Linked DNA regions of Homo sapiens: region 2 is linked to region 1. Evidence: read pairs that join two places in POLR2A ChIA-PET (ENCODE). Cell type or tissue: Caco-2. All regions are shown on one strand. Each heading gives the region's core, and the rest is flanking DNA. Links, peaks and the distances in the headings are about the cores only.

Region 1 (7,957 bases), core at 1,871-6,870:
AAAATTAGCTGAGCATGGTGACGTGCACTTGTAATCCCAGCTACTCAGGAGGCTGAGGCAGGAGAATCTCTTGAAACCAGGAGGTAGAGGTTGCAGTGAGCCAAGATCACGCCATTGCACTCCACCCTGCACAAGAGTGTAACTCCATCTCAAAAAAAAAAAAAAAATGGAAAGAAACAGGGTCTTGCTCTTTTGACCAGGCCTGGAATGCAGTGGTGCAATTATAGCTCACTGTAAACTCAAACTTCTGTGCTCAAGTGATGTTCCTGCTTCAGCCTCCCCAGTAGCTGGGACTATAGGCATGCACCACGGTGCTCAGCTAATTTTTCAATTTTTTGTGGAGATAGTATCTGACTATGTTGCCCAAGCTGGTCTTGAACTGGCCTCAAGTGATTTTTCTGCCGCAGCCTCCCAGAGCATTGGGATTACAAGCATGAGCCACCGAGCCCAGCCCAATGCTTGCTTTAGAAAGCACAAATGTATGAACTGAAATTTTGTGTTTATTCTATCCAGTGTTTATTTTCCTCTTTTTTTAAAATCAATTTTTTAAAGGTATTTGGAGTAGTCATTTTCATATATCTCATGCTTCCTAAGAAGTCTTTCTCCAATCCCTACCCCTCTCTAGTCTACCTGACAAACTCCTGCTTACATTTTTATTGATTTACAAATTTTGTCTCCTTTTGTGAGGCCTTCCCTAAACTGTAGTCAAAATCAGTTATTCACTGCACTATATTCTCCTACAACACTTTATCTTCAGTTCTTCTTATAGCTTGTATATCTCACCAATTATAAATGATAGTATCTGTTCCTCTTCTTAGCTCCAGATGTGAAGTTCTGTGAGATCAGAAAACATTTTTTGTATTTCTAAGGCCTGGCAAGTAGGCCTTAGAAATGCAAAAAATGGTTTCTGATATCATAGAATTCATAGAATTTTTATGAAATAGGATTTTATCAAATAGAATTGTATTCTATTTTATTCTCATGGAATAAAATAGTTGACTTTTTTAAGGAAAGAAAGTCAGGCCAGGCACAGTGGCTCACACCTATAATCCCAGCACTTTGGGAGGCTGAGGCAGGAGGATCACTTGAGCCCAGAAGTTCAAGACCAGCCTGGGCAACATAGTGAGACCCTATCTCTACACAAAATAAAATAGGCTGGGCATGGTGGCTCACACCTGTTATCCCGACATTTTGGGAGGCTGAGGCAGGTGGATCACTTGAGCCCAGGAGTTTGAGACCAGCTTGGGCAATATGGTGAAACCCCATCTCTACAAAAATTAGCTGGGTGTGGTGGCATGTGCCTTTAGTCCCAGCTACTCCAGAGGCTAAGGTGGGGGGATTGCTTGAGCCTGGGAGGTCGAGGCTGCAGTGGCCCTCATTCCTGGGAAGTCAAGACTGCAGTGGCCCTGATTGTACCACTGCACTCCAGCCTGGGGCAACAGAGTGAGACCCTGTTTTAAAAAGTAAAATAAAAATCAGTGTATTCTTTAATGTCTTTAAAAAAATCGAAACAATAATTTTAGGACTTATATTTTCACCATCTTGCTAGAATTTTCATTTAGTAGCCTGTATCCAAAGGCTCTATAATACTTGGATGCTAATCCCAAACAACTCTTTCTCTTTTTCTTTTTTGAGACAAAAAAAGGGCCTCAGGCACTTCTCCCATCTCAGCCTCCAGAGTAGCTGGGACTACAGGCGCATACCACCACGTCCTGCTAATTTTTTTGTATTTTGTAGAGATAGGGTTTTGCTGTGTTACCCAAGCTAGTCTCGAACCCCTGAACTCAAGCAGTCCACCCACATCAGCTTCCCAAAGTGCTGGAATTACATGCGTAAGCCACCATGACCAGACCCTATTCCCAAGCAATTCATTAATCAAAGCTTGTAAAAATATTCATCTTTAAGCTTACCTGCCTCATTTAGTGCTTTGAGAAAAGACTTCTCATTCCTTCAGGGTAGGAACATTGGGTTTATTGATGGCCACCCATTTCTACCCACCCCTTTTAGATTATTGCAAGAAATCTTTTTATCAATCTTTTTATCCTTCTAGGGTTTGGTCTTAAAGACAGTCTGTGGAACAGTGTATAAGAACACTATTGTGTTGTGCTATCAGATTTACATCTGTAATTCTTTTTTTTTTTTTTTTTGAGATAGAGTCTCGTTCTTTCACCCTTGCTGGAGTCCAGTGGGTCAGTCACAGCTCACTGCAGCCTTAACCTTCTGGACTCAAATGATCCTCCCATCTCAGTTCCCCAGGTAGCTCTAACTACAGACGTGCCACATACCCGGCTAATTTTTTCCTTTTTTGTACAGACGGGGGTCTCACTATGTTTCCTAGGCTGATCTTGAACTCCTGAGCTCAAGCAATCCTCTGCCTCAGCCTCCCAAAGTGCTGGGGTTACGAGCATGAGCCACTGTGCCTGGCCTTTATCTGTAATTCTTGTTTTTTTTTTTGAGATGGAGTCTCACTCCCGTTGCGCAGGCTGGAGTGCAGTGGCGTGATCTCGGCTCACTGCAACCCCCACCTCCTAGGTTCAAGTGATTCTCCTTCCTCAGCCTCCCAAGTAGCTGGGATTACAGGCGTGCGCCACCACACCTGGCTAATTTTTGTATTTTTTAGTAGAGACGGGGTTTCGCCACATTGGCCAGGCTGCTCTCAAACTCCTGACCTCAGGTGATCCACCCATCTCGGCCTCCCAAAGTGCTAGGATTACAGACGTGAGCCACCGCACCGGCCTATCCGTAATTCTTAATCCTTAAACTTCAGCTATTGTATTTCAGCAGTGAAGTCATGAAGTGATTCTAGCTTGGAGATGTCTGAAGTCTAATGCAGAAAATTGTTGAATTCCCAAATGTCACCTTTTTGTGGCATTGTAAATTGAGATATCTACTAATATAAAGAGCCGTGCTTACTACAGTCGTGTGCTGCAGAATGTTTCAGTCAGTGATGGACCACACATACTTTATTTTTACTATATGTTTTCTGTGTTTAGATACACAAATAATTACTATTGTGTTACATTTACCAACAGTATTTAGTATAGTAACATGCTCCACAGGTTTGTAGCCTAGAAACAATAAGCATACCATATAGCCTAGGTTTAGTAGGCTATGCTATGTTTGCACAACAAAATTGCCTAATGTTGCATTTCTCAGAATATATCCCTGTCATTAAGCAATGCATATGACTGTATTTTAAAGATGACATGTTTTGGGGTAAATCCCCAAATGTTTACCTTACAAAAATGACAGTCTCCTTCATGTTGCGTAAGATTAATATTAATTTTTTATGTGTGACTCCCTTGCCAACTTTTTACTCTGTTCTTGCCTTTCCCTGCCACACTAAAGAGAAACATAAAGCAAAAACGATAGAAACTTCAGGATCATCAAGGCCATTTCTTAAAATCAAGAAAGTCATGCTGACAAATTTTAATAAAACTCTTCTGGTAATTCAGACATGCTTCACTTAATGACAGGGACATGGTCTAAGAAATGCAACATTAGGTGATTTTGTTGTGTGAACTTCACAGAGTATACTTATGCAAACCTAGATAGTGTAGTCTACTATACACCTAGGCTGTTTAATATAGCCTGTTGCTCCTGGGCTGCAAACTTGTTCAGCATGTTTCTGTACTGAACACTATAGGCAACTATAATGGTGAGTATGTGTGTATCTAAACATAAAAGGGGTACAGTAAATTATAATTTTTTAAATATATAGAACAGTTAGAACATACAGTATTACAATCTTTTTTGTGTGTGTGACAGAGTGTCCCTGTGTTGCCCAGGCTAGACTGTAGTGGCACGATCTCTACTCACTGCAACCTCTGCCTCCCGAGTTTAAGCTATTCTCCTGCCTCAGCCTCCCAAGTAGGTGGGACTACAGGTGCATGCCACCACACCCAGCTAATTTTTTGCATTTTTAGTAGAGACGGAGTTTTGCCATGTTGGCCAGGCTGGTCTTGAACCCCTGGCCTCAAGTGATTCACCCGCTCCAGCCTCCCAGGCATGAGCCACCGCGCCTGGCAAGTATTATAATCTTAAGTGACCACCATTGTATATGTGGTCCAGTGTTGACCAAGATGTTATGTGGCATATGCCTGTATTAGATTTGGAGTGTAGGTGAAAGAGTTTTTTTCTTTTTTTTTTTTTTAAGAGACAGGATTTAAGAGACAGGATCTCGCTCAGCTGCCTATGTTGGAATGTAGTGGCACAAACATAGCTCACTGCAGTCTTGAACTCCTGAGCTTAAGCGATACTCTTGCCTCAGCCACCCAAGTAGCTGGGACTGCAGGCAAGCACCACCATGCCTGGCTAATTTTTTTATTTTCATTTTTAGAGTCTACGTTGCCCTGGCTAGTCTTAAACTCCTGGCATCAAGTGATACTCGCACCTCAGCCTCCCGAGTTACTGGGATTACAAACATGAGCCACCAAGCCAGGCTTTTATCTTTAGATTAATATTAATTTAGCATGTTATAGTTGTAAAAACACAGAACTAAGAGTAAGGAGTTTTATACCCATTACTGCAACTAACAGCTTTGTGACCTTGGGCAAATATCTTCACTTCTCTGGCCCTTTATCTACATAAGGAAAATTGAGACCAGATAATTCTACATCTCTTGTTTCTAGAATTAAAGCATTTTAACATAATATTATACCTGTTTTGCTGTTTGTCTTTTGCTTGCCAGGGAGAAGTTACACACTGGTTGGCATGTTCATTATATGTTGCATGCCGCAAAAGCATTATTCCCACGGTTGGAAAGGGTATCATGGAAGGCAACTGTGTTTCACTTACCAGAATACTACGTTCAGCTAAATTAAGGTAAACCTCTTTGATGTTTTTAAATGTTATATAAGCTCTAAATTTTGGAATCAGTTTTCTCTTGTTTTGAGATCATTTGACTTCATTTAATTTTTATTTTATTTATTTATTTATTTATTTATTTTTGAGACGCAGTCTCACTGTGCCAGCCAGGCTGGAGTGCAGTGGCACAGTCTTGGCTTACTGCAATCTCTGCCTCCTGGGTTCAAGTGATTCTCATGCCTCAGCCTCCTGAGTATCTGGGATTACAGACACACACCACCAAGCCCGGCTAATTTTTTGTATTTTTTTTTTTTAGTAGAGATGGGGTTTCATCATGTTGGTCAGGCTGTTCTCGAACTCCTGACCTCAAATGATCTACCCACCTCAACCTCCCAAAGTGCTATGGGATTATAGACGTGAGCCACTGTGTGACTTCATTTAATTCTAAGTTATAACATAGATAATCCTTTCCCAATTTTCATATTCTTTCTCTGCCTTTCTCAAATTCTGCTAGAAACCTCTGTGTTGAATCTTTAGCTATACTTTTTAAAATTAATTTTTTAAAATTTGGAAATAATTTTAGGCTTACAGAGAAGTTACAAAAATAAGAAAAGGACAATACCCATATACCCTTGACTCAGAGTCACCTGTTATTGACATTTTATCCCATTTGCTTTCTCATTTGATTTTTCTTTCTTCAATATATAGATCTTTCTCTCTCTCTCTTTTTTTTTTTTTTTTGAGATGGAGTTTTGCTCTTGTTGCCCAGGCTAGAGTGCAGTGGTGCAATCTCAGCTCACCACAACCTCTGCCTCCTGGGTTCAAGCGATTCTCCTGCCTCAGCCTCCCGAGTAGCTGGGATTACAGGCATGTGCCACCACGCCTGGCTAATTTTGTATTTTTAGTAGAGACGGAGTTACTCCATGTTTGGTCAGGCTGGTCTCGAACTCCCGACCTCAGGTGATCCACCCGCCTCAGCCTCCCTAAATGCTGGGATTACAGGCGTGAGCCAGCACTCCCAGCCAGATCTTTCTCTTTTTATCCTCAACCATTTCAGTCTAAGTAGCATACATTTGTAGCCTTTTACCCCAAAATACTTCACTGTGTATTTCTTTAAATAACTACAGTACAGCTACCAACTTCAGCAAAATTAACACTGATAAAATAATTTTATTTAACCTGCTAACTCTGTTCTAGTTTTGTTAGTTGATTCAATAATGTTCTTTATGGCATTTTTTTTCCTGGAAGTACAATTTCTAATTAAGGATCAGGTATTGCATTTGCTTATCATGTCTATTTATTCTTCTGTAATTAGGAACATTTCCACAGCCTTTCTTTTTCTTTTATGACATTACCATTTTTGAAGAATATAATCCACAATCACTTTGTCCCTTTCTTTAATTAAAAAAAATTTTTTTAGAGGCCGAGTCTTGCTGTATTGCCCAGGCCTCGAGTGCAGTGGCACCTTTTTAGCTCACTGCAGCCTCAAACTCCTCAGCTCAAATGATCCTCCTGCTTCAGCCTCCCAAGTAGCTGAGACTACAATCATGTGCCACCATGCCTGACTGATATTTTTAAATCTTTTTATAGAGACAGGGTCTTACTATGTTGCTCAAGCTTGTCTCAAAGTCCTGACCTTAAGTGGTCCTCTTGCCTCAGCCTTTTTTTTTTTTGGGACAGAGTCTCACTCTGTTGCCCAGGTGGAGTGCAGTGGTGCAATCTGGACTCGTTGCAACCTCCGCCTCCCGGGTTCAAGCGATTCTCCTGCCTCAGCCTCCTGAGTAGCTGGGACTACAGGCATGTGCCACCACGCCCAGCTAATTTTTGTATTTTTCGTAGAGATGTGGATTCACCATATTAGCCAGGCTGGTCTCAAACTCCTGACCTTGTGATCCGCCTGCCTCAGCCTCCCAAAGTGCTGGGATTACAGGCGTGAGCCACTGTGCCCACCCTCATCCCCTCTTTTAATAGATGGTTCCCAATTTTGGATTTGTCTCCTATTAACTTTTGATTAGATGCAGGTTAGTCATTCCCTGATGGAAAACTGTATAAGTGATTTTGTCTCCTGAGGATATCACATCTGATGATGGCATGTGTTATCCATCTGCATCTCATTGGTGATGTTAATTTTTGTCATCTGGTCAAGATGTTGTCCTATTTCTCTACTGTATATTAATTTTTTTCACCTTGCAGCTACTCTATGGGTCTCAGATACATCTTTTACTTACTCTAGTATCAAGCATATAGAATTATTTGGCTGGATAGGAAACAAAACAAATTTAGCTATCCAGTTTGGATTCATGCTAATATTCTTTGTTTCTGGGACAAAACTATTTGTGGTCATTGTCTATTTGCTATTCCTGTGTTTCCAGAATAGAAGAGGAGCAAAGTTTAAAGCCCTATTCAGAAATGGCAAATAGGTTTTAGTTGATGCTAAATTTAAATTTTTTTTTATTTTTATTTTTTGAGACGGAGTTTTGCTCTTGTTGCCCCGGCTGGAGTGCAATGGCCTGATCTCAGCCTCCCCAGTAGCTGGGATTACAGGCGCCCGCCACCACGCCTGGCTAATTTTTTATATTTTTAATAGGGAGAGGGTTTCACCATGTTGGCCAGGATGGTTTCAAACTCCTGACCTCAGGTGATCCACCCGCCTCGGCCTCCCTAAGTGCTGGGACTATAGACGTAAGCCACCGTGTCCAGCCTAAAAAAAATGTTTTTAAACAACTTTGGTTCTAAAAATAAAATAAGATGATAAAAATTAAATGAAGATCAATGGGGTTAATTTTTTAATTGAGCAAGACATTATCATTGTTAGTATAAAACAATCTGATCTTTTTCTGTCAATGTTTGTCATTGTTCATATAATTTCAAAAATCTTTGTAATGACAGATTCTGGGGGAACTAAACAAAAAAGAATTATAACAAAACAAATGTAGAGCAGTACATGGCAGGAGAATCACTTGAACCTTGGAGGTGGAGGTTGCAGTGAGCTGAGATAGCGCCACTGCACTCCAGCCTGGGCGACAGAGCAAGACTCCATTTCAAATTAAAAAAACAAGGCTGGGCGCGGTGGCTCACGCCTGTAGTCCCAGCACTTTGGGAGACCAAGCCGGGTGGATCACAAGGTCAGGAGATCGAGACCATCCTGGCT
Region 2 (7,957 bases), core at 1,053-6,052, 380 kb before region 1:
GGAAGTCATGGCCAGCGGGAAGTCAGGTCCAGCAGTCTGGCTTTCAGGAGGACATCTCAACCAGAGCTGCAGAGTTGGGGTGGCCATGTCTTGGGGAGACTGAGAGGTAGGGAGAGTCCTGTTGGAATCTAAGGACCTCCAACCCATCATTTCAGGGGCTGGCAGAGCCTGGGGCACCTACAAAAGCAACGGAGAGAAAGAAATGTCAGTGCCACGTGGCCACGTGAGCAGAGCTGGAGAGCAGGTTGTCATGGAAACTGGGCTAGTGAAGCGTTTCTAGGAGAGCAAGATCAGCAGGACCAAATGTAGCAGAAAATCCAAACCGATGAAGGCTGAAAATTTCTTTTGATTTGGCAATTAGTGGAACACTGATGAGCTTAACAAGAGCAATTTCAGGGGACCATGGGCCAGGGAAAGGGTGGAGATGGAGAGAGATTTAGGAAATAAAATGGGCCAGAGTTGGGGATGGGGTGCACCCTGGGGGAAGAGAAGCAGAGGAGGAGGAGGAGGAAGAGGAGGGCAGTGTCAAGCAAGACCCCTGGGTTTCTGGCATTCAGAATGGGTTGAATGGCAGCGGGAAGGGAAGCTGCAAGAGGATAAGGTTTGCAAGAGGAAAATCAGGAGTTCCATTTGGGACATTTTTATCCAACAAATGCATTTTAGTATTTACGATTTGCCAGACACTGTTCTAGGAGTGTTACTTAATGTTAATTCATTCATACTTACAACTATACCATAAGGTAGATACTACCTCATCTATCATCGTTTACACACAAGGAAACAGAGACACACAGAGGTTGAGAAACTTGCCCACAACAAGGAGGTGGCAGAGTTCAGACTTGAAGCCAGCCCATCCAGATGTGTTGATGTGAGGTCCCTGAAGTAAACAAATGGGGTGTCAAGGAGGCAGGTGGATCCGGGATCTGGGGCTCGGCAGGGATGGAGGGGTAAGAGTGGATCCAAGCAGGGAAGGACCTGATTTGGTGTGGAGTGTACACTGGAGGTCACTGGGTCCAGGAGGGTGTCGAAGCATCAGGGGTGGGTGATACTGTGGGAGAGAGTCCAGGCAGAGGCCCAGACCATGCCAGCATTTGGGGGCCCCCCAGGGAGATTGAAAAGGGAGGGCCAGAGGACAGACATGAGGAGGAGACACACAGGAACCCAAGGAGGAGGGTTTCCAAAAGGTGAACTGGCTGGCCATGGGCTGTGTCCAGAGAGGGCAGAGGAGGTGACTTGGCCCTGGGGAGGCTTTGGGGGGATCCTTGTCGGAGCAGCCTTGGGTGAAGGCAGAGGAGCCGTAAAAAGGGAGGCAGTGAAGGCTCTAGCTACAAGGGAGAGAGGGACAAGGGGGAGAGACAGGGGAGCAGGGTCCCGAAAGGTATTATTTTTAAGTGGAAACAATTTTTTAATTTTTAAATGTTTTTCATTAAATCAGAAAGTACATTTATATGGTTCAAAATTCAAAATCCACAAAAGGCCACCCAGAGAAAAGTCTCCCTCCTGCCCGTCTCCTCCAGCCTCTCAGGCCCCCTTTGTAAAGGCAACTGGCACATCCTTCCAGAGACAGAAAAATGAAAATCGCAATGTGGAATTCTGGAAATAGAAAAGCAGTTCAGAATCCCAAGATTCTTAAGAAGAGGACGGTGTTCAGAGTGAGAGACGAAACAGAGACACAATCAAGCTGGGGGCAGCAGGAAATTAGCTTTGGACAAGAACATGTGTTTCGGTGAATAGAACAAAATTGAATCATTTTCTTTCTGCCAAGTAACGTGAGCTCGGCATTCTTCTGGGGCCCTCTCGCCTGTCCCTGGGTCCTGGTGGCAGCTGGCATCACAGGGACTTTGTCCTGCCCCACAGCTGGAGACACCGGCCCTCGCCTTCACCCTCAGCACCTGGCGACTGGCATTCATCCTGGCGGCTGCTGAATTCACATTTTCTGACATGAAATGCAAATGTCTGAAATGCAGTTCAATCTTTAAAAAAAAAATGATGAAAACCAATTGGGGTGTCAAGGAAGACATAGTGAGCAGAGGCTGGGTTTGGGGGAGGGTAGGTGTGGGGTAGGGGAGAAGAGGCTGTTGACAGGGAGGGCTCCTGACTCCTGGAGTTCCTGTGGGATCAGGAAATAAAGGCTGCATGCAGTAGGACTAGGATTCTCAGGGCAAGTTTGCCCTCCCTTGCCTCAAAAGCCCCCAACTCTGGAGGCAGGTGCTGGACTAACAGGAAGCCCATGGGGTTATGGGATGGGCTCAGGGCAAGGATCACTTTCAGGGTAAAGGCCTCAGGGGACAGAGTGACCCCTGCCTCACCCCATGACTCCAGGCAGATGGCCACCCCTCTCTGTGCCTCAGTCTCTGTGGCCGTAGAAATAGTGGGCAGGTGGTTCGGGGAGAGCTCGCACAGAGCCACCACTCCCTTCTTCCAGCAATTTGGGCCCTGACCACAGTGGACTCTCGGGATCCTTAGGCCACCTTCCCTGTCTATAGCGGATGCCCCGGAGGCCACTCAGAGCCCTGTTGTCTAGTACACATCACAGTCATGGAACCAGAGCAAGGGGGCTCAAGGGGTCAGTGGGCACCCCCAAGACAGTCTCTGGCAGTTTGAAGGGGTGGGAATGGGCCCTGGGGTCTGCCTGAGCCTTCAGAGGTACATCCTCGGGGAGCCAGGTAAAGTTCTCAAGTGGGCCTTAGAACAGCATCACCGTGCAACAAGAGGGGCTGGCCAGGCTACTCCCACCAGCACCATCCCTGCCACCTTCACAGCACCTGGACCCTCAACTCTTGCTGCTTTGGGGAGTGGCCTTCATGAGTCTTGTGAAGGGTTTTGACCCCTGAGAAGGGGAAAACTGCCGTCAGACACTCACACTCTTTATATAAACTTAATTTTTTTTTTTTTTTTTTTTTTTTTTTTTTTTTAGAGATAGGGTCTCACTCTGTTGCCCAGGCTGGAGTGCATTGCTGCGATCATAGCTCACTGTAGCCTCGAGCTCCTGGACTCAAGTGATCCTTCCTCCTCAGCCTCCCAAGTAGCTGGGACTAAGGTGTGCCACCATGCCAGGCTAATGCTAATTTTTAAAAATTTTTGTAGAAACAGGATCTTGCTATGTTGCCCAGGCTCGTTTCAAACTTCTGAGCTCAAGTGATCCTCCCGCCTCAGCCTCCAAAGCACTGGGATTACAGGCATGAGCCACCATGCCCAGCCTGAACTTCGATATTATAATTGAAAAATTAATACATTTATGGATGTAGTGTCCCCCTCCCTCCCCAGAGGCCACCACAGCCACCTGGATGTCATGAATCCTTGAGGGCTTCAAGGAGCTAGCATTAGGGTGGAGGAGAAGCATTGGAAGTGGGGGATTGAAGGTGCACAGGATGAGCTGGCCCATCAGATGTGGGGTACAGGAGGGAGAACAATGGGACGCTTGTGCCCAGGTTCCCACCCAGGAGACCTGGTGGGTGTTTGTAGTATCCCTTGCAGGAGGCGAACTGAGAGTCCTCCATGGAACATGACAGGTTTGGTTTAGGACATCTTGGGCTGGGGGACACCCAAGGGATGTGAGCATCAGAAGTCGCCTGGTGCAGCAGATGCCTCGCTCAGCTGCAGCTCCAGCTCACCGGGTACAAACAGGCCTTTGTCCTTCCCCGTCTCTCTAGACGCTTCCCTCCACATTCCCCAGTAACTACTCCATACATTCTCCTGCTTTCCACAAAACACTGACTTCCCTCCCTGCCCTGCCTCAGGGACTGGGGCTGTTTTGTTCCCCAGCATAGATTCCCACTAAATATTTGCTGATTGGCTAAAAGCATCCAAATGGTGATCTCACCTGAGAGCCCCTGTGCCAGACACGGGAGACACAGCAGAAGATGCCAGAAGCCCTGGACCACACAAAGCTCTTAAACTAGCAGAGGAGACAGACAAAAAAAACCAGGTGTGCAAATGACTACATACTCTGTCTTCAGGTGGTCATGCGTGTGAGGGCGAACATGCAGGATGAGGGCGACAGGCTGGAGGATGACCTGAGCCTGCGCTTGCAATGGGTGAGGGAAGGGGCCAAGCCATTTAGACGGGATATTCAGGGAAGGCCTCTTGGAAAAGGTAGCTTTCTGTCCGAGATCTCAATGACACGAGGAGTAAGTCATGTGCTGATTCGGGGAGGGAGGCATCCCTGTCAGAGGTACTGTCTTAATTTGCTAAGGCTATGAGAATAAGTGCTTCAAACTGGCGGCTTCAACATCAGAAAGGTATTGTCTCTGTCCTGGAGGCAAGAAGTCCAAGATCAAGGTGTCGGTAGGGCTGATTCCTTCTGGGGGCTGTGAGGGAGAATCTGTCCCAGGCCTTCTCCTAGCTTCTGGAGGTTGGCTGGCAACCTTCGGCCTTCCCAGTCTTGTAGACCAGCACGTCCATTTTCACCTTCACATGGCGTTCTCCCTGTGTGCGTCTGTGTCCAAATCTCTCCTTCTTATAAAGACACCAGTCATAATGGATTAGGGGCTCACCCTACTCCAGTGTGACCTCATCTGTATTAGGTTGTTCTTGCACTGCTGTAAAGAAATACCTAAGACTGAGTAATTTATAAAGAAAAGAGGTTTAATTGGCTCACAGTTGTACAGGCTATGCAGGAAACATAGCAGCTTCTGCTTTGGCGAGGCCTCAGGAAACTTACAATCATGGCAGAAGGTGTGAAGGGGAAGCAGGCTTGTCTTATATGGCCAGAGCAGGATCAAAAGGGAGTAGGATGGCGCTACCCACTTTTAAACAGCCAGATCTCATGAGAACTTATGAGAACAGCACCGAGGGGGATGGCGCTAAACCGTTCATGAGGAACCGCCCCATGTCCCCCATGCCCCGTGACCCAATCACCTCCCATCAGGCCTCACCCTCAACACCGGGGATTACACTTCAACATAAGATTAGGTGGGGACACAGATCCAAACCATATCATCATCTTAATGAATTACATCTACACAACCCTATTTCTTTTTTTTTTTTTTTCTTTTTTGAGATTTAGTCTTGCTCTGTCACCCAGGCTGGAGTGCAGTGGTGTGATCTTGGCCCGCTGCAACCTCTGCCTCCCGGGTTCAAGCGATTCTCCTGCCTCGGCCTCCAGAGTAGCTGGGATTACAGGCATGTCTCACCATGCCTGGCTAATTTTTGTATTTTTAGTAGAGACGAGGTTTCACCATGTTAGCCAGGCTGGTCTTGAACTCCTGACCTCAGGTGATCCACCCGCTTTGACCTCTTAAAGCGCTGGGATTACAGGCGTGAGCCACCGCGCCCAGCCTGCACAACCCTATTTCCAAATAAGGTCACAATCTGGAGTATAGGAGGTTAGGACTTGAACACATGAATTGTGGGGGGTGCAGTTCAGCCCATTAACAGAGATCCTGTAAAGCAGGGCCCTGTAAATGGGCTGAATTGCATGTCCCCATAATGTCCATGTCCTGGTGTGTTCCAGGACGGGCAACAAGGCTAGTGTGGCTGCACCAGCGAGCAAGGGGAAGGGAGCAAGAGGGTGGAGTGGGAAACAGAGGCACTTCACACAGGGCCTTGTTGGAGTTTATTCCAACTGCAGTGGGGGGCGTTGTGGGTCTGAGAACTGACTTCCATTTCTTAAAGATCCTCCGGCCACCATGTGGAGAGTAACCGAGTAAGTCTGCAGGTGGAGTCCTCTGCACCAAAGGGGCTGAGCAGGCCCAGCAAGAACACAATGGGAGACATGACAATGTCAGGATAGGTTCCAGACATGAGCCAGCTGAGCAGGAGGGCCAACGGGATTTCCGGAGCCACCTGCTCTGGGGACTGAGGCGGAGATGCATAGAGGGCCTTGCCATCTGCTTACACCCCAAGTAGGGTGGGGGCTGAGAAGTGCCATCCATGGTTGCTAGCCAGGGTGCTTTAGTGGCCTGGGCTACAGCTCAGAGACCAACGTCTAACCTAGAACGCCAGGCTGGGAAGGAGGACACAGTCCAGGAACCTGAGGGAATGCCAAGGAGAAGAGGCCTGGGGCTGAGTCCTGGACCTCGCCAGACATAGGCACTGGATGCAGAAAGACAAGCCCGCTAAGGATGTTGATGAAGGCCCACAAGGGGGTCCTAGGGGAGCAGGAGAAGGTACCAAGGAGACTGATGAAGGTCCTCAAGGGGGTCCCAGGAGAACAGGAGAAGGTGCTCTGGGAAGCAAGGGAGGAGGGCGTTTCCAGCAGGTGGACAGGGTCACCCATGGGCTGTGAGCAGAGAGTTTGGATGGGGGATGAGCAAGCCATGGAGCCCCTGGGCTTGGCCGATGGGAAGCTTTGGAGGACCTTCATGGGAGCAGCTGGTGAGGAGAGGGGAGGGGCACAACTGGTTGGGAAACCACTCAAGAAAGAAAAAGGAAGGAAGGAGAGAGGCAGGAAGGAAGGAGAGAGGCAGGCAGGAAGGAGAGAGGCAGGAAGGCAGGGTCCAGCGAGAACTAGTTTTGATCAAGCATGAGATGTGTGAGGGTTAGTGAGTGGAAGGGGCCAGGACATTGAACAATTAAGGATGCAGCAGGGAGCAGATGGGTCATCGCAGAGGGATTATGGTCGGACAGTCACATGTGTCAGGTTGAACAGGACCTAATTAAACCGCTGCCTCTCATGGGCAACCTGATTCTTGTGTCCTTCTAGGGCTTAGAACTCCCCCTCCATGGGTGTTAGCAGCCCCTGCAGGCCCCAGTTTCATCTCACCTCCTGGCTGGGATCTTGTATTCCTCATCTTTTCTCATCCTTGGCTCTTGCAATGATCAGTGAGGCTGACAAGTGCATAATATACTTTGTTTTGTATTTTGTATTATTATTGTTATTTTCAGAGACAAGATCTTGCTCTGTCACTCAGGCTGGAGTGCAGCAGTGCAATCATAGCTCATTGCAGCCTCAAACTCCTGGGCTCAAGCAATCCTTCTGCCTCAGCTTCTCAAGTAGCTGGGAATACAGGTGTGCCCCCTTCGCCCTGTTAATTAAAACAAATTTTTTTTAGAGATTGGGGGGGTCTTGTTATGTTGCTCAGACTAGTCTCAAACTCCTGGCCGCAAACAATTCTCCCACCTCAACATCTCATTATTTTGTATTAACACACCTAGAACCCACACAATACAGTGCACAAATCTTAAGTGTGTGGCCCAGTGAATTTTTAATTACACACACACCCATGTAATCACCACCCAAATATAAAATAATTCCATCCCCTAGAAGCTTCCCTTGTACCCCTTGTCCGTTAGTACCCAACCCCACAGAAGTAATTACTATTCTGACTTCTATCACCCAAGAGTGGTTTTGCTTCTTCTTAAACTTCAGATGAATGGAATCAGTGTGTCTCCTCATGTCTGTCTCCTTTCATGAAACCTGTCTATGAGATTCACGCAGGTTGCTGTATGTAAATGTAGTTTATTCTTTCTCATTGCTATGTAGTATTCCTTCTTATGAATATACCACCAAGGGATCTATTTGTGCATGTGTTAGCACTCCAAGAGGAAGGGCTGGGGACACTGGGCGATTAAGGATACAGCAGTGAGCAGATGGGGTATAGTAGAGGGATTACTGGGCAGTCACAGGCATTAGGTTGAACAGGACCTTATTAAACCAGCTACCTCTCATGGGTAACCTAATTCCTGTGTCCTTCTAGGGCCTATCATTGATGACATTTGGGTTGTTTCTAGTTTTTCACTATGACAGATAAAGCTGCTGGGAGCATTCAGTGTGCATCTTTGAGTGGCCTGTGTACTCCTTTCTCTTAGGTATATCCCTAGGAGTGGGATTGCTGGGTCATGGGATAGGCATATGTTCAGCTTTCACAGATATTGTCAAACAGTTTTCCCAGTGGTTGTACCAATTTGCACTCAGCAGAAAGGGCTTATTTATTTACTTATTTATTTATTTAGAGAGAGGGTCTCACTCTGTTGCCAAGGTTGGAGTGTGGTGGTGTGTAGTGTGTGGCTCAGG

The links. Peaks named below come from ENCODE experiments on the same cell type or tissue, not always from the same donor. Only the 100,000 strongest peaks of a DNase experiment are listed, where the experiment ranks them.
Region 2: POLR2A ChIA-PET joins it to region 1 with 6 read pairs; 2 of 35 experiments call an interaction of 5 or more read pairs at or near these places.

Annotation. Positions count from the first base shown.
Region 1 is chr20:37,085,856-37,093,812 of GRCh38, reverse strand. RBL1 (RB transcriptional corepressor like 1) reads left to right here. Exons shown (of 22, transcript NM_002895.5): 2 at 4,691-4,824. Among named protein-coding and RNA genes, the nearest start is that of RBL1, 6.2 kb to the left of the region's middle. In Caco-2, for the core only: no CTCF peak of the experiment used is centred there; no DNase peak of the experiment used is centred there.
Region 2 is chr20:37,467,717-37,475,673 of GRCh38, reverse strand. No RefSeq gene overlaps it. Among named protein-coding and RNA genes, the nearest start is that of NNAT, 50 kb to the left of the region's middle. In Caco-2, for the core only: no CTCF peak of the experiment used is centred there; DNase peaks (open chromatin) are centred at 2,393, 3,603, 5,633, 5,653 and 1 weaker place.